Regions from separate parts of the Mus musculus genome. Here region 1 is linked to region 2. The links are chromatin loops, found by intact Hi-C in ENCODE. Cell type or tissue: left cerebral cortex. All regions are shown on one strand.

The links. A loop is a pair of places that touch in the nucleus more often than their neighbours do. Peaks named below come from ENCODE experiments on the same cell type or tissue, not always from the same donor. Only the 100,000 strongest peaks of a DNase experiment are listed, where the experiment ranks them.
Region 1: a loop joins it to region 2, with 4 times the contacts of the local background. A loop is called at or near these places in 23 of 42 quality-filtered maps.

What each region holds. Positions count from the first base shown.
Region 1 is chrX:152,143,312-152,151,311 of GRCm38, forward strand. It overlaps Iqsec2 (IQ motif and Sec7 domain 2), which reads left to right and starts at 957. Exons shown (of 15, transcript NM_001114664.2): 1 at 957-1,868. The coding sequence starts at 1,162. In left cerebral cortex, a CTCF peak has its summit at 4,334 (motif pointing left); DNase peaks (open chromatin) are centred at 571, 793, 1,236, 1,588 and 8 more places; H3K4me3 peaks cover 5,215 bases; H3K27ac peaks cover 4,615 bases.
Region 2 is chrX:151,943,826-151,951,825 of GRCm38, forward strand. It overlaps the pseudogene Gm15191. Among named protein-coding and RNA genes, the nearest start is that of Mir98, 35 kb to the left of the region's middle. In left cerebral cortex, a CTCF peak has its summit at 3,369 (motif pointing right); DNase peaks (open chromatin) are centred at 3,431, 3,627 and 4,146.

The sequences.
Region 1 (8,000 bases), 200 kb after region 2:
TGTTTTGACATCAAGTCTGACTCTAATGGGGAGTCCTGGGGCTTGTTGGAAATGATCATCAATGATCAAAAAAAGACCCTTGTCAAAAAGGCCTTCCTTGGTCAAAAGACCCAGTAACGGGCTAATATAGGGAATCCTGGGGTCGGATAGGATTGGAAATCTGAGCATTGATTTGGATGAAGAATTTAGAGGTTGGCGGGCTGAAGGTAAATGCCTGAAGAGTTACATGTGTGTGTGTGTATGGGGGGGGGGGTTAGTGGTGGTGGTGGTGGTGGTGGTGGTGGTGGTGGTAGTAGTAGTAGTAGTTGAATTCCAGGGACTGTCTGGGATATGGAACTACAGACTGGGTGGGCTGGAGGATCACAAGGCTAGAGAAACGCAGAAGTACTGAGATGGAGTAATGGTCTATAGACTGACTAGTTGTAATGAAAAATCAAGAGATTGTCATGGAGCTGGAAGGAGATCATCTAAAACAAGAAGCCAGCTGGGATAAGGAATGGGATACTGAGTGGGGTTGGCCGACTGAGGGGTTGGAAGTCTGAGTTGACTGAGTCTGGAGACTGCCTGGGCTGGGTGTTTTGACGGCTTGGGTCTTGGGCCTGTTGGGCCAGTGCATATTAGAATAGGTTGGAGGACTTCATTAGGCTGTTAGGTGAAGACCCCAGGACAGTTGGAATGGAGATATCTCCTGCAGGCTGAGCTAAGGCTGGCATCCAGCTGAGGTGCCAGTGCTTTGGGGCTGGTCCAGCTAGGGTGTTGGTGGCGACTGCAGGTGGGGCGCGCGGGGGCGGGTCGGGAGAGCTGGGTGGGGGCAGGGGCGGGGGGCGGGCCGGCGGCCGGGGCGGTCCCGCGCGGCCGCGCTGCGCAGTGACTCCGCAGCGGGCGGAGCGCCGTGGGCCGCGTCCTTCCGAGCCCTGGCGGTGGCGGTGGCGGTGGTGGTGGCGGCGGCGGCGGCGGCGGCGGTAGCCTTAGCTCCTGCGCCCCGTGCCGCCGGCCCCAGCGCTGTCTCCCGGGCCCCCTAGGGCCCCCGGGCCCCCGAGCCCGGTGCGCGCCCTCGCGTCCCGCCGGCCCCCTCCCCCGGCTGGGCCCGGGGGAGGGTGGCGCCGTGAGCGAGCGGGGACTGGGCTCTCCTGCCCGTTCCCCTGTCCCTGGGCCGCCAGGATGGAGGCGGGGTCCGGTCCTCCGGGTGGCCCGGGATCTGAGAGCCCCAACCGGGCGGTGGAGTACCTGCTGGAGCTGAACAACATCATCGAGAGTCAGCAGCAGCTGTTGGAGACCCAGCGGCGGCGCATAGAAGAGCTGGAGGGCCAGTTGGACCAGCTCACCCAGGAGAACCGCGACCTGCGGGAGGAGAGCCAGCTGCACCGTGGGGAACTGCACCGGGACCCCCTTGGCGCACGGGATAGTCCTGGCCGCGAAAGCCAGTACCAGAACCTGCGTGAGACCCAGTTCCACCACCGCGAGCTGCGGGAGAGCCAGTTCCACCAGGCGTCCCGGGACGTGGGCTACCCGAACCGGGATGGCGCTTACCAGAACCGGGAAGCTATCTATCGGGATAAGGAGCGAGAAGCCTCCTATCAACTTCAGGACACTACCGGTTACACAGCCCGCGAGCGCGACGTGGCCCAATGCCACCTGCACCATGAGAACCCAGCCCTGGGTCGCGAGCGTGGCGGGAGGGAGGCTGGGCCAGCGCACCCGGGCCGCGAGAAGGAAGCCGGCTATTCCGCGGCGGTGGGCGTGGGGCAGCGGCCACCGCGGGAGCGGGGCCAGTTGAGTCGTGGCGCATCCAGAAGCTCCAGTCCTGGCGCTGGCGGAGGTCACAGCACCAGTACCAGCACCAGCCCGGCTACAACCCTCCAGAGAAAGTAAGGAATGTGTTTGCGGCCCCCACCCCACCCATTCCTTTCCCTCTAGATCCCTCTCCAACTTAGCTGGCAGATAAAGTATATGAAGCCCATGCCTGATCCCATTTCCTGCTTCGCCTGTCCCAATCGGGAGAAGGTTCTCCTCAACCGGCTGACATGCTTTCCCTAGCCACCACACATTGGTTTGGTCAGACGAGTGCGGGCTTCTTTTCCCTGTAGAACCAAAGCCAGTTAGAGACTAAAGCAATTCCCACTACCTCCCTCCACTTCTTCAGCCCCTAGCTGTATCCTTTCCAGAGGATGGATTAAATAATTTTTAGACAGAGGTGGTATCAACTCAAGCCCCCTAAAGAGAGAAACACTCCTACACACCTTTTTTTTTTGGGGGGGGGTGATCTCGTCTCGAGGCAGGTGGGGACCAGAATGGAACTGCAGCACATCTTGGCATGGGGAGGGGGGGTGATGGTGGCAAAGATGGGGGAGCAAAGATGGAGGCTAGGCCCTTGGTTAGTTTCTCAAAGTCCAGCTGGTCTCCACCCTTCAAGAAAAACAACACCCATTTAAAGAGCCCTACCAGGAAGGGAAGTCCATAGATCTCCCATCTGTTGGATCAGCTTCAGACCTGTGCTGGGGTTTGTACATGTGTCTGAGACAGGTTAGGAATATTTTCTGAGTTGATGGGACATGGACAGGATCTACTTTTCCTATGTAGATCCCATTGTGTGCTGATTGGGATAAATGTATTAGGCTGTGAGTCAAGGGCACGAAGGCTCACAGGGATGCCCTAAAGGCCCTCCTATTGCTTTACTGCTATACTGAAAAGAACATTGAATTGGGAGATGGGAGAACTGGCGTCCCCTTCCAGCTCTGTTGCAGATTGGCTTTGTGACCTTGACTGAGTCCCTTCTTTTGCCAGTCTATGATTTCCCCTAGATATTTTTTTTAAAGCCAGGGACTGCCAACTGAGATTCAATGGGTATGTTACTAACCCAACCACACCAAAGAGCAAGTCTGAAGTCCTTTAGCAAATGGACAGGCTTCCCCCTCCTCTCACTGCTCAGCTGGTCCTACCATGTGCCACAACTAGTGGAGTGTCTCTTGGAGGCTGGGCTGGGGGTGGGGAAGCCTTCTGCCTCAGGAAATCTGCCGGGAGACAGCTCTCTGCAACTCCCCCATGGTGAGGCAGCAGGCTGGGGTGCTGGGTTGAGATGGCTGGGCCCCAGGAGCAGCAGCTGCAGCTTGAGGGCTTGGCTGGGCTCCACTGCAGTGCACCCTCAGCTGAGTGTTGAGGTAGAAGGACAGCCCCAGAATGGGGGGCAGAGAAAGACTGGATGGGGCATTGTGGTCCTTGAGCCTGGTTGCAGACTTCTCTAGAGGGGTCAGGCCTGTGATGGAGGGAGCAACCTCAATATGTATGGCTCCAGGGGGCAGATCCAGGAACAGAGGGAACATCTGAGATAAAATCAAGAGAACTTTTCAACCTAGCCAGTTGTGATGCAGTACATTGCCTCAAGGGATGGGGGTGGTGGCTGGCCTGAGTGGTCCAGTTGAAGTCTAAAGGGGGTCTGAGAGAGCTGGAGGAAGCATATAGTTCCTGATTTGAGCATTAAGCCCAATGAAAAGACCTGAATCTTTCTCAATTTCCGAATTCCATTGCTCTCAGATTCTCTACCCTGCAGACATCAGGTCTGATTTTCTTGGCTGGCTGGAAGCCCATTTGCCCTTCTGCCATCCTTGCGGGCCTGCTTCTGACTCCTTCCTTCTTTTTGTACACTTTCCAGGTTGCTTGTTGGAATCCCTTGCATCACATTTCCTACTGGCTAATAAAGAGGTTTAAATAACACTTTGGGTTTCTCTCAACCACATATTAACTGCTTGCCTATCTATGATTGCTTCCTTTGGACTTCACAGCCCAGCCCACTCAGTGAGCATCAGCAACTCCATTTTAGAGAGGGAGAAACTGAGGCTTCAAGATGAAGGGGCCTTATTCAAGGTTATGCTACTATTTGCTAATGGAGCTGCGACTAGAATCTAAGTCTGCCTGTCTTAAAGGCATGTTATTTGTTCCCTACAGCTTAACTACTCCTAGGAGTCTTGGCCTCAGGACCTGCTGAGGTACTGAACTGGGAAAAGCCAAAAGAGCCTTAGGTATCTCCAGGTTTTGAACTAGAAGAGATGGGTCTGGAATGAGTGGAGGAGTTGATGAGAAGAAAAGACAGCTGTCTTCCTCTTTCCCACCTTCCTCCTTGCCCGGTGTCAGGAGAACCTGTAGCCATTGCTGTAACCAATGCTGCTGCAAGCGACTCCCCTGCTAGGCCTGTTCTGGGTTTGTAAGGAGTGGGTGAGAAGGCTGCTGTTGGAAGCGCGGGCAGGCAGGGTGGGAGTTCAGCAGCTGAGGCTGCAGCATTGGGGGAGGACAGGCAGAGCTGGTACAGGCTGGGCTCTGTTGGGCCCCAGGCTCCCTCTGGTGGACAGACTAGGAAGACTAGGGCCTGGGTCAAGATGTAGCTTGTTGGGAGCCTGTTCTGCCCCAGACTCAGTTCTCCCAACAACCCTTTGTGCATCTGTCATTACCATCATGTCACAGCATAAGAAACCCAGGGCTCTGAGAAGTGATGTCCATCAGAGGTCATGCTACTAACACAACATGCTCCCGTTCCTGTGAACTGGGCCTTCTTTGCTTTGGGCATCACCCATCCTTATTCGGATCATTTACCCAGGACTCCCACATCCTTCCCTACTGCTCTTCTGGACAGGTTCCAGAATGCCAGAATCTCTGCTGCCAGGCTCTGGGTGTGGCCTTCCTAGTGTGACAGAAAGCAACATGAGTCCCTACCTCCTTCTGGTCACTGCTACATGAGGATTTAGTTGTTTGCTTACTAGTTGTTGATCCTGACTAATACTCAGATCTTTTTATGTGGAGCTCTCACCTCCTGCCATGATTTAAAAAGAGATCTTTTTTTTGGTTGTTAAGCTTGGTTCCCCCCCCACCCCACCCCCAACACACTACAGTTCTGGCACATAGAATGATTTCTAGAGGCTAGGACTCACTGCTGAGTGCCCTGTGCCCAAGAGAGCTCTGTTCCTACATTTTCTGCATGGGCCTAGCTTTTATCTCTGCTGTATGCAGTGGTGGGTTGAAGCCAGTATAGTGGTAACTGTCTATCCTCTGCTCCCTCCTCCCCACCCCACCCCCCTGTGCAAGCTAGCTCACATTTAGATACTGAACCTAGAGAACGCCAGCGTGGTGTTCTTGGCACCCAGGGCGATGCATAGTCCTACCATTTCACTGCTGAACTATCATCATGTGCGTGTGCTGGGTTGTCAGCATGCTCCCCATAGGGGCCCAGGCTACTGAGAAAATGAATACGTGAGAGCAATCCCAGGGTGAGGCTCTGGGGGAAGTCTGTCCCCTTTGGCGTGCTGGATTCTTTTTCTAGGGTGTCTCTCTTTCCTTTTAGGAGGGAAACTATTTATTGTCCCCTCTGCCGTGTTGTGAGCATTATGCTGGTATGGGAGAAAATGATAACGTTAAGTTTAAGGAGAATTGGGAGTCTTGCTTTCTCTGTCTGGATCTGGGGCAAGAATGGGGTTGTTGTCATCCACAAATATTTCTTGGCTGTGTTCACAGAGCAGGAGGGGCCACCAGGCTTAGCAAACACCATGCTCTTGGCACTTGCAGAGCCCTCTTCCCACCAGCCAGGAAGACAGGGTTTCGGGCTTAGTCAGGCCATAGACAGTACAGAGGACAAAGTGAACCGAAAGGGTGGGGTTCCTCAGAGGATAGAGGGACCAAAGTGAGCCAGGCCACTGTTTGAGGACCTGGGCAGTAGAGGAAGGTGCTTTGAAGAAGTGCACAGTCCCTTGGTGTTCAATTGACGTTCGCTGCCTGTTCTTTCTCTGTCCACCTACCTACTATGGCCTCTGAATTTGCTGGGGGCAGAGTAAAAGCCTGGAGCATGGTGAAGAGGCCCTGTTCATATTGAGTCTCAGCTTTCTGGGTGGTAGGCACTATCCTATGCAGCTTTATGTAATAATAGCTAACATTTTTTTTAGTGCATTTACTGTGTGCTGGACACTGCCTTCTATGTGCTTCCCATGGAATCATTCCTTCTGTCTTCACATGCATCCCTTTATGTAAATTGTTATTAACTCCATTTTACGGATGAAGAAGCTGAGGTCTAGAAACTTCAGGTAACACAGCCAAGGTCCCTAAGTGAATACGTGGCAGGACTACAAAAGAGCTAGTAGGAACCCAGGCTGGGCTCCAGAGCCTGTAGCATTCTTGACATTCTTACCCATCAGGCAGCCCCATGTCTTATCTCATTGTCACAAACCCCTTGCCAGGTGGGTGTTACTGCTATCCTCAGATGAGGAAATGAGGAATCAGAGAGGAGCTGTAAAGGAACCTGCTGATGAGACCTAGAATTGTATGGCTCTCAATCGTTCAATGCACTGTTCCCTGCCAGAAGAGGGGTTTAGAGACATGGACCATAGTCACGACTCCGGCTTTCCTCCGACAGAGGTTCCCTCTTACAATTACCTCCTGATTGTTGCCACCATGTATTTCTGTTAAGCCTCTGAATAGCTGGAGCCAAGCCATGTCTTCAGTCTGGCTCCTATGTTTTTCATTGTCTTTCTGTTTCTGTCCACAGATTCCCCTTCTCTCATTTTTGTGAGTCCCTTGTCCTCAGTCCAGACTTGAGTTAGCCTTGTGCTGCCATCATCAGCTCACTCAGGTCTCTGTGATTTGACTAATGCTGTTCCCTCATCTTTGGTTGAATTTTTAAGGTTGAATTAGCTAACACCTCTTCACACCTCTCCTGTGTTTATTTGGTGGTCCTTAATTTGTTAAAAAAAATTCTATTTTGTGTCTGTGGCTTTTTTTTTTGCTTGCATGTATGTATGTGTACCACATATGTGCCCATGGAGGCCAAAAGAGGGCACTAGATTCCCTGAACTGAAACTGTTAGCTGCCATGTGAGTTGCTGAGAATCAAACCTGGGTCTTCTAGAAGAACGAAAAGTACTTTTAATTATTGAGCCATCTCCCAAGCCCTTGTTGGTCCTTCTTCATTTTTTTTAAAGATTTATTTATTTTTTATTATATGTAAGTACACTGTAGCTGTCCTCAGACATACCAGAAGAGTCCATTGGATCCCATTACAGATAGTTGTGAGCCATCATGTGGTTGCTGGGATTTGAACACAGGACCTTCGGAAGAACAGTCAGTGCTCTTAACCATTGAGCCATTTCACCAGCCCTTATTGGTTGTTCTTAATGCTCAGTTTATCCTTGGCGTTTGCAATGAGCAGATTATCCTTTTTATCTTCTTTTTAACCTTTTTTTTTTTAACTTTATGTATAGGGAAGTTTTGCCTGCACATCTGTGCTCAGTGTGCATTCTCTGCTTGTAGAGACCAGAAGAGGGCATCAGATCCCCTGGGACTGCAGTTACAGATTGTGGGTGCTGGAAATTAAACCTGGGTCCTCTGTAAGAGCAACTAATGCTATTAACCACTGAACCATCTCTCTAGCCCCAGGTCTAGCTTTTTACAATACCTCCGTAGTTGTTCACATCTTGTGCCTCCTACTAGCCTCTAAAACAGCAGTTCTCAATCTGTGGGTTGCAACTCCTTTGGGAGTTGCATATCAGCTATCCTGCATATCAGATATTTACATCACAATTCATAACAGTAGCAAAATTACAGTTATGAAGTAGCAACAAAATAATCTTATGGTTGGGGGTCACTGCAACATGAGGAGCTGTATTAAAGGGCCCCAGCATCAGGAAGGTTGGGAAACCCTGTGACTTAACTGACATGTATTGAGTACAAGTTTTGTATTGGATTCTGTGCTTGGTGCAGGGGGCATAACAAAGGGCCGAAGAACTTGGAAGTACTTTGCATAACACATAGCTGCCCAGTCAATTCTGAGTAAACACATGAATGTCTAATTAAGTCCTGGTGAGCTAATGGCCCAGTACCTCAGTTTTTCTTTATTCTGGACTCCTTTTGAGAGAAATGTCAACTTCAAAATTCTCTTGGCCTTTTCCACTTGCTCCCTGGAGGCATTTGGCTTATGACTTTCCTGCCTTTTACACCCAGTGGTCTCCCAATTCATATAGTGACAGA
Region 2 (8,000 bases):
AAGTCAACACAAGGATATTTTTCCTCTATGCTTTAGGGCAAAGGCATGGTCAAGCAAGTTCTTTGACTTATCTTCACATAGCTGGAACAGCTGGTAAAAGAAGGCCAAGTGACCTTTTGAGGGTCAGATCCTCCAGTGACCATGACATTTGAAACATGTGGTTTAAAATGTGGTCTTTAGAAAGTAAAACCAAACACTAAAACAATTGGTAGGCTTTAAAAACAGTTCAAGTGATCCCACTCCCCAAACAAGACTTGAATCCATATGGGATATTGTTTAAGACAACTATTTCTCACTGGTGATTTTCTGCTTCATAAGAAAAAAATGCTGCCCAGATATAAGATGTCAGACCTGGGCTCACTGCAGCACCTACCTACCAAAACAGATAGGCCCAGACTTGTTTTGACCTAAAATTAAAGAATTTGTTTTCTCTCCGAATGTACATTCTACATGCTGATTCTAACCTCTTTGACAGCTATCAAAAATGATGAAAGAAGGTGGTACTTTGATCACTGCTGAGTCTAGCCCTGGAGGCCAAAAGAAAAATGAAGAGGAGCTCAGTAGATAGATAGTCTTGTGAGCCCATGAAGACTTGGATTTGGATATTTCCTCTCCTGGCTTCTCCTGATTCTCCTGATTCTCTGCCTAGGCTGACTCTTGTCTTTACTTCACGTCTCTTTGCAGACACTTGTCAAGGGCTTCCTTTCCTACATTTGACAGGTAGAATCTTTTTTGTTTGTTTGTTTTTTCGGGACAGGGTTTCTCTGTGTAGCCTTGGCTGTCCTGGAACACACTTTGTAGACCAGGCTGGCCTCGAACTCAGAAATCCGCCTGCCTCTGCCTCCCAAGTGCTGGGATTAAAGGCATGCACCACTACGCCTGGCTCAGGTGGAATCTTTTAGTTTGGCCCTCTGAAGGGTTATCCCCCCCAAAAAATTACCACATCCAAAGCCCCAAATTAGACTGGAAGAAGTCAGATTGGTCACTGCCCAAATCCCCCCAGTGGCAGCTAGGGTTACCTCTTTAGAAGCAAGGGGGATGATAGGAACAGGACTAGGCAGTGTTGGGTAAAAAGACCCCAAAGAAGAGTAACCATGTTCTTTCTTGTGAAAAAGCCAATATATACATATACATATACATATACATATACATATACATATACATATACATATACATATACATATACATATACATATATATACATATATATATAAAATCTTGGTACACCTGGCAGTTCTTGACTAATCTGATTCCTAAACTCCACTAGGCTTCTCTTTTCAGACAGGATAATAGCAAACTAGCAGTAAGAGGGATGCAAAGTAAATAAAGTGATGAAAAACTAGCAACAAAGGCCGTTAGAACAAAACTCCTTCTGCTCAAGGAAATAGAATTGCCAACCAGGGTAAGAACCTCACATACCAGCTGAGTAAGGTGAATGGCTTGGCTATAGGACCATCTTAAAACATGCTTAAGTCTCTGCTCCTCCCTGTTCCAGAGACAGCCGCATCTTCTTGTGCAGTGCCAGCCTGTCCCGTAGACAAAATGGTGAAGGTCGGTGTGAACGGATTTGGCCGTATTGGGCGCCTGGTCACCAGGGCTGCCATCTGCTCTCCACATGGCAAAGTGGAGATTGTTGCCATCAAGACCCCTTCATTGACCTCAACTACATGGTCTACATGTTCCAGTATGACTCCACCCACGGCAAATTCAACGGCACAGTCAAGGCCGAGAATGGGAAGTTTGTCATCAACGGGAAGCCCATCACCATCTTCCAGGAGGAGACCCCGCTAACATGGGGTGAGGCCGGTGCTGAGTATGTCGTGGAGTATACTGGTGTCTTCACCACCATGGAGAAGGCCAGGGCCCACTTGAAGGGTGGGGCCAAAAGGGTCATCATCTCCGCCCCTTCTGCAGATGCCCCCATGTTTGTGATGGGTGTGAACCATGAGAAATATGACAACTCACTCAAGATTGTCAGCAATGCATCCTGCACCACCAACTGCTTAGCCCCCCTGGCCAAGGTCATCCATGACAACTTTGGCATTGTGGAAGGGCTCATGACCATGGTCCAATCCATCACTGCCACCCAGAAGACTGTGGATGGCCCCTCTGGAAAGCTGTGGCGTGATGGTCGTGGGGCTGCCCAGAACATATCCCTGCATCCACTGGTGCTGCCAAGGCTGTGGGCAAGGTCATCCCAGAGCTGAACAGGAAGCTCACTGGCATGGCCTTCCGTGTTCCTACCCCCAATGTGTCCGTCGTGGACATGACGTGCCGCCTGGAGAAACCTGCCAAGTATGATGACATCAAGAAGGTGGTGAAGCAGGCATCTGAGGGCCCACTGAAGGGCATCTTGGGCTACACTGAGGACCAGGTTGTCTCCTGCGACTTCAACAGCAACTCCCACTCTTCCACCTTCGATGCCGGGGCTGGCATTGCTCTCAATGACAACTTTGTCAAGCTCATTTCCTGGTATGAAAATGAATACGGCTACAGCAACAGGGTGGTGGACCTCATGGCCTGCATGGCCTCCAAGGAGTAAGAAACCCTGGACCACCCACCCCAGCAAGGACACTGAGAGCAAGAGAGAGGTCCTCGGTTGCTGAGGAGTCCCTGTCCCAACTCGGCCCCCAACACTGAGCATCTCCCTCACAATTTCCATCCCAGACCCCCATAATAACAGGAAGGGCCTAGGGAGCCCTCCCTACTCTCTTGAATACCATCAATAAAGTTCGCTGCACCCACAAAAAAAATGCTTAAGCTTTCTTTTCCATAACAATAGTTTATAGTTACTAGAGACTTCAAACAGCCAACATATGCTGGCTAAGGTTTTTTAAAAAAAATCTATATCAAAGAAGGGTGAATAGTGACAAACTTTAAAAAAAAATCAAAGTTACTTAGTCTGGCAAAGATTCCTATTTCCTGAACTTTCTCCTTTCTTTTTGTGCCAACTAGCCAATAACATCAGTTTGTGAAGTTAAACTCTCACCAATGGGAGGAGATGCAGTTACCACCTACTTCAGGGATAAAACATGGGATCCATGTTAGCCCATGTGTCAGTTGCCCCATTTGGGTTTGGGTACACCCTTTTTGATAAAAGAATTGTCTTGCCAAAGTCCTTATACGTTGTGTGTTTCTTTGTGCAACACTGAGACCATTCATTGTTTCTGACAACACAAATTCAGATGTGTGTAGAATGGTGTACAAGGAAGCTGGTCAGCCAAAGAGGTAGACTGTTGCCTGCCAACCTCCCCCCCCCTCTCCGGCTCAGGTTTCAAATTCAATCTTTTTTGTTTACTCTGTGAAAATGGATCTGATTGTTTTAAATATTTTTTCCTTTGCTGGGTGGCACTGATGCTTTACCAGTAGAGGGCAGTGGAAAGAAACTTGAAGGAGGAATTTGCTTTCTTGTGCACAATCTTAAAAGCAGAGCTGTGTAGCACTTGCAACTTTTCCAGTGCCTAGTTAAAAGGGGACAATTTCACACTGCCTGTTTAGAAGCTCTTGCCTGACCCTCCTGAGTTCAATTCAGGAAGGAAGAGAGGGGAGGAAGAGAAAGGGAAGGATGGGAGGGATATTTTCTCCAAAAGCGGGGCTAAGGAGCCAGGAGAGGTGACTCAGAAATTAAGAACACTTGCTACTCTTGCAGAGGATCTGAGCTCTATTCCAAGCACCCATATGGTGTCTTATATCCATCCAGTTCTAGGGCATTCAACACCCTCTTCTGAACTCCATGGGCACCAAGCAGGCACACAGTGCACATACATACATGCAGGCAAAACATTCATACATATAAAACAAATAAGCAAATCTAGAAATCATTTTTATAAAAGGGCTGGAGATGTTATCAGTGCCAGAGCACCCACTTAAGTATGTGCAATGAATGCTATGGTTCCAACCACTAGAGAAAAGGGGGAAAAAGGAGAGGTGAGGAAGAGAGGGAGAAAAAAAAAGGAAGGAAAGAGCCAGGGGTCCGACTATCACTGGCCATCCCTTCTGATGCATGGTTACCAGCAGCACCTAGTAGCCAACTGCTATTTGGAGTAGCTGTTGAATAATTTAGCAGTTTTCCTGAGTCCTAAAGCATTCCCAACTTTATTCCCCAGCTCTTGCACTGCATGGCTAGCAGTACTAGATGCCAGCAACTTTCCCTGGCACAGCAGTTGGAGGCAGAAAGCTGCCAGTTAGAGTCCTTCTGCTACGGTTTGAGTGTCCTCCAAAGACTCACATGTTGGGGGCTTAGTCTCCACCCAGGATGATGTTAGTATAGTGGAATATGCATATTATCTCAGCGCCCAGAAAGCCTAAGTTACATAGTGAGACCCTGTAAGCATACTGGCTGCTCTTCCAGAGGACCCTGGTTCAATTCCCAACACACACATGGTGGCTCACAACTGTCTGTAACTCTGGTCCCAAGAGATTCAATTCCCCTTTTCTGACCTTTTTGAGAACCAGACATTCACGTGGTACGCATATATACATACAGTCAAAATACCCATACATAGTGAAAAGAAAAAAATGGGAGGGGGTGTTTACTTCAGCAGTCCGGAGGCAAGCTTTCTGAAGTCAAGCCTGGTCTGGTCTACATAAGAATTTCCAGACCCATTAGAGCTACACTTTGAGAATCTGTCTCAAAGACAAAACAAAACAAAAAACAAAACGAAGTTGTGTTGTAAGAAATTCTAAGGTTTCTAGGCAGTGGTGGCGCATGCCTTTAATCCCAGCACTTGGGAGGCAGAGGCAGGTGGATTTCTGAGTTCGAGGCCAGCCTGGTCTACAGACTGAGTTCCAGGACAGCCAGGGCTACACAAAGAAACCCTGTCTCAAAAACAAAACAAAACAAAACAAAACAAAAACAAACAAAAAACCAAAACCAAAACCAAAACAAAACAAAAAAAAGAAGAAGAAATTCTAAGGTTAATTGATAAGGTGCCATTAGAAGGGCTAGGAAATCCTGCTCTCTTTTTTCTTATCTGGCAATGTGATGGCTTGCTCCCACACATTTTCACAATCACCATGAGGTGGATATCAACAAAGGGAATTCTTACTATAGTCTGTCCTATGTTGTCTGGGATTTCACATTCAAAAATGTGAGCTATATAAGCCTTAAAGGGGGCTTAATTATTCTTTATGTGTGTGTGTGCTTGCCTATATGTGTGTGCACCACATATATGCAGGTGCCTTTGGATTCAGAAGAAGGCATCAGTTCCCCTGGAAACAGAGTCACAAGCAGTAGTGAGCCACTTGGTGTGATTGCTAGGAACAGGACCCAGGTCCTCTGCAAGAGTGGAAAGTACTCATGACTGCTGAACCCTCTCTCCAGATGTTAAGCTTATTCTTTTTAACATTAGCCTACCTTAGGCAGGTCTTTACAGGAAAAAAAAACCTAACTAATAAACCTCCCTTGAATTGCCTTCTTTAGCATCTTAGAGAGCGACTTTCTGCAAAGTTTCTAAAAGCAGATTTCCAGCAAGTTCTACCGTTTGATATATACCACATTGCTTCCAGTAAAGCCTGGGTTTCAGCTATGAGTACAGGGTGGCAAAACCCTTGAGGGAACCACCAGTTCCTCTTGACTATTAGTCAGAGAGAGAGACAGAGACTGATAGAGACAGAGAAATAACAATTTTGATCGTGTTTGTACTTTTCAGTGCTTTCTTGAGTATATGACATACTTTGAGATAGGATTCTTACTATGTAGCCCAGGCCAGCCTGGAACTCTGAGATCTCTCTGCCTCTTAAGTGCTGGGACTAAAGGTATCTACCATCACTCCTGGTTATTACATATATTAATAATAGCATAATGTCCTTTTCTTCCTATTCTATCATCTATGTCATTTTCTTGGTTTACCAGATAGGTGCTTATCTTTTTCTCCGTCTTTGCATGCCTGAAAATTTTACTTTGCACTATAGTTTATCTTTCATTATTAATAATAACTATCATTATTTGTTGTTCTGAAAATTGGACCTATGGCCTTTATAAATTTTTTATTATAATAGTTATTTACCTGTGTGTGTGTGTGTGTGCCAAGAGTCAGTTCTCTCTTTCCACCATGTAGGCCCCAGAGATCAAACTCAAGTCATCTGACTTGGAACCAGGAGCCTCATCTGCTGAACCATCTACCAGGTGACCTTGCACATGCTGGGCAAATGCTCTGTCACTGAGCCTATACCCTAGCCATATGCCTGATAACTTTTGTTGGATAGCAGACATGAATACCACCTTTTTTGGTGCTGGATTTTTCATATTTAAATTTTGGTTTGGTTTTGATTTGGGACACTGATCCATGCATGGGGTGATTTTGTTTTGTTTTGTTGTTATGTTTTGTTTTGTTGTTTCTTTTCATTCAAACTAATGAAGATTATGCCTCTTGATTCTAACACCTAGTCTGTGAAATTTCCTCACCTGTGAATGCTCATCAAAATTCAACTGGAGACTTGAAAGCCACCCAGTAGAGGTCTCCCAGGCTTGCTTTGTCTGTGCAAGAATTGCCTCTGTGTTACTCTGTACTGTTGTGAGAGTCCTAGCTGCCATTATCTTCTAAACTCAGAGGGAACCACCAGTTCCTCTTGACTATTACTCAGAAATCTCCTAAGGAACAGGAGAGAGACAGAGACAGAGAGAGAATATTATCCATTACCTATATTATCATATTAGATTGGCAGCTGGCATGAACTAAATATATAGCCATAGTGTCAATCTCAGATTAGAAAAATCTCACTAGTTACTCAGTCGAGGAAACTGGAAGCCTTAAAACAGGTCAGACCAATAACACAGTTGAATCTTAAAGCTGCAGGCTTGCAAGATCACTGGAGGGTCACTGCTGCCAACTCCCCAATCCAAGGTTGAATGATTTGAGCCTGAGATCTATGGGAGGTGGTGGCAGCAACGATAAGATGTGTCCACTCAAGCAAGGTCAAGTTATGCATGCTTCCCCTTGCACTTTTCCTAAGTGTGTTGTTGTTATTAGTTACATTTAATCTTTGATAATATCTGAAATGTATACAATGCATTCTGATTACTCTCACCCTCCACTCTCTTCTCCATCCTATCCTTGTCAACCCTCCTCCTCACCACAATTCCCTTTCCTACATCCATGTCTCTCTTTTTCTCTTTTAATGTTTTGTGTATAACCACGGCCATCTGTGTGACCATGGGTGTGGAGCCTGGTGGGCTCATCAGTAAGTACACAACTGAAGACAATCACCCCACCCCCTGCAAGAGTCTGTCGGCTATGAGACAGGGTCTTATTATATGTACCATTTGACCTCAGGTCTCACTCTATAAACAAGCTGACCTCAAGCTTACAGTGATCCTCCTGCTTCCACCTCCCTAGTGCTAGGAGGGTTAAAGGTGTGTGCCACTGTGCCTACCCCCTCACTTTTGTTTGGATGGCACCACCCGCATTCAGGGCAGGTTTTCCTGACTCCGTTTCACTGACCCACATGCCAATGACTCAGCAAACAGCCAGAAGTATACTTTACCAATTTTCAAGGTGCCTCTCACTGCAGTGAGGTTGACATCCAGGATTAATCACCATGCCCTCTCTGCACCACTTCTGGAAACCCTCCAAACCATCATGATTCATTCTCCCCAGGAGCACAATATCACACTTCCTGTGGCCTCAGATCTGGAAACTTTTGTTTCACATATACTATCTGGGTTTTTTTTTTTTTTTTTTTTTTTTTTTTTTTGTTCAAGACAATAGAGTAATCTACTCCTTGTTACTTCCTCACGCAAAGAAACAAAATTTCTTCTTCTAATCTGCATTGTGAGATTTTGGCTTCTAGAACACAATGTTCACTCATTCATATAAACCATCTATATTCACAACATCTCTGAAAGTTGGGGGGGGGTCACTTTGCTGTCCTAATTGGAACATAGATGCTCTTTGTTTTTTGTTCTTTGTTTTTGACAATACTGCAGCTTTCTCAAACCATTGCTGTTCTTTTTCTCCCACCAGTAATTCTAAAATGATGAGACCTTCTGGTACTTCATG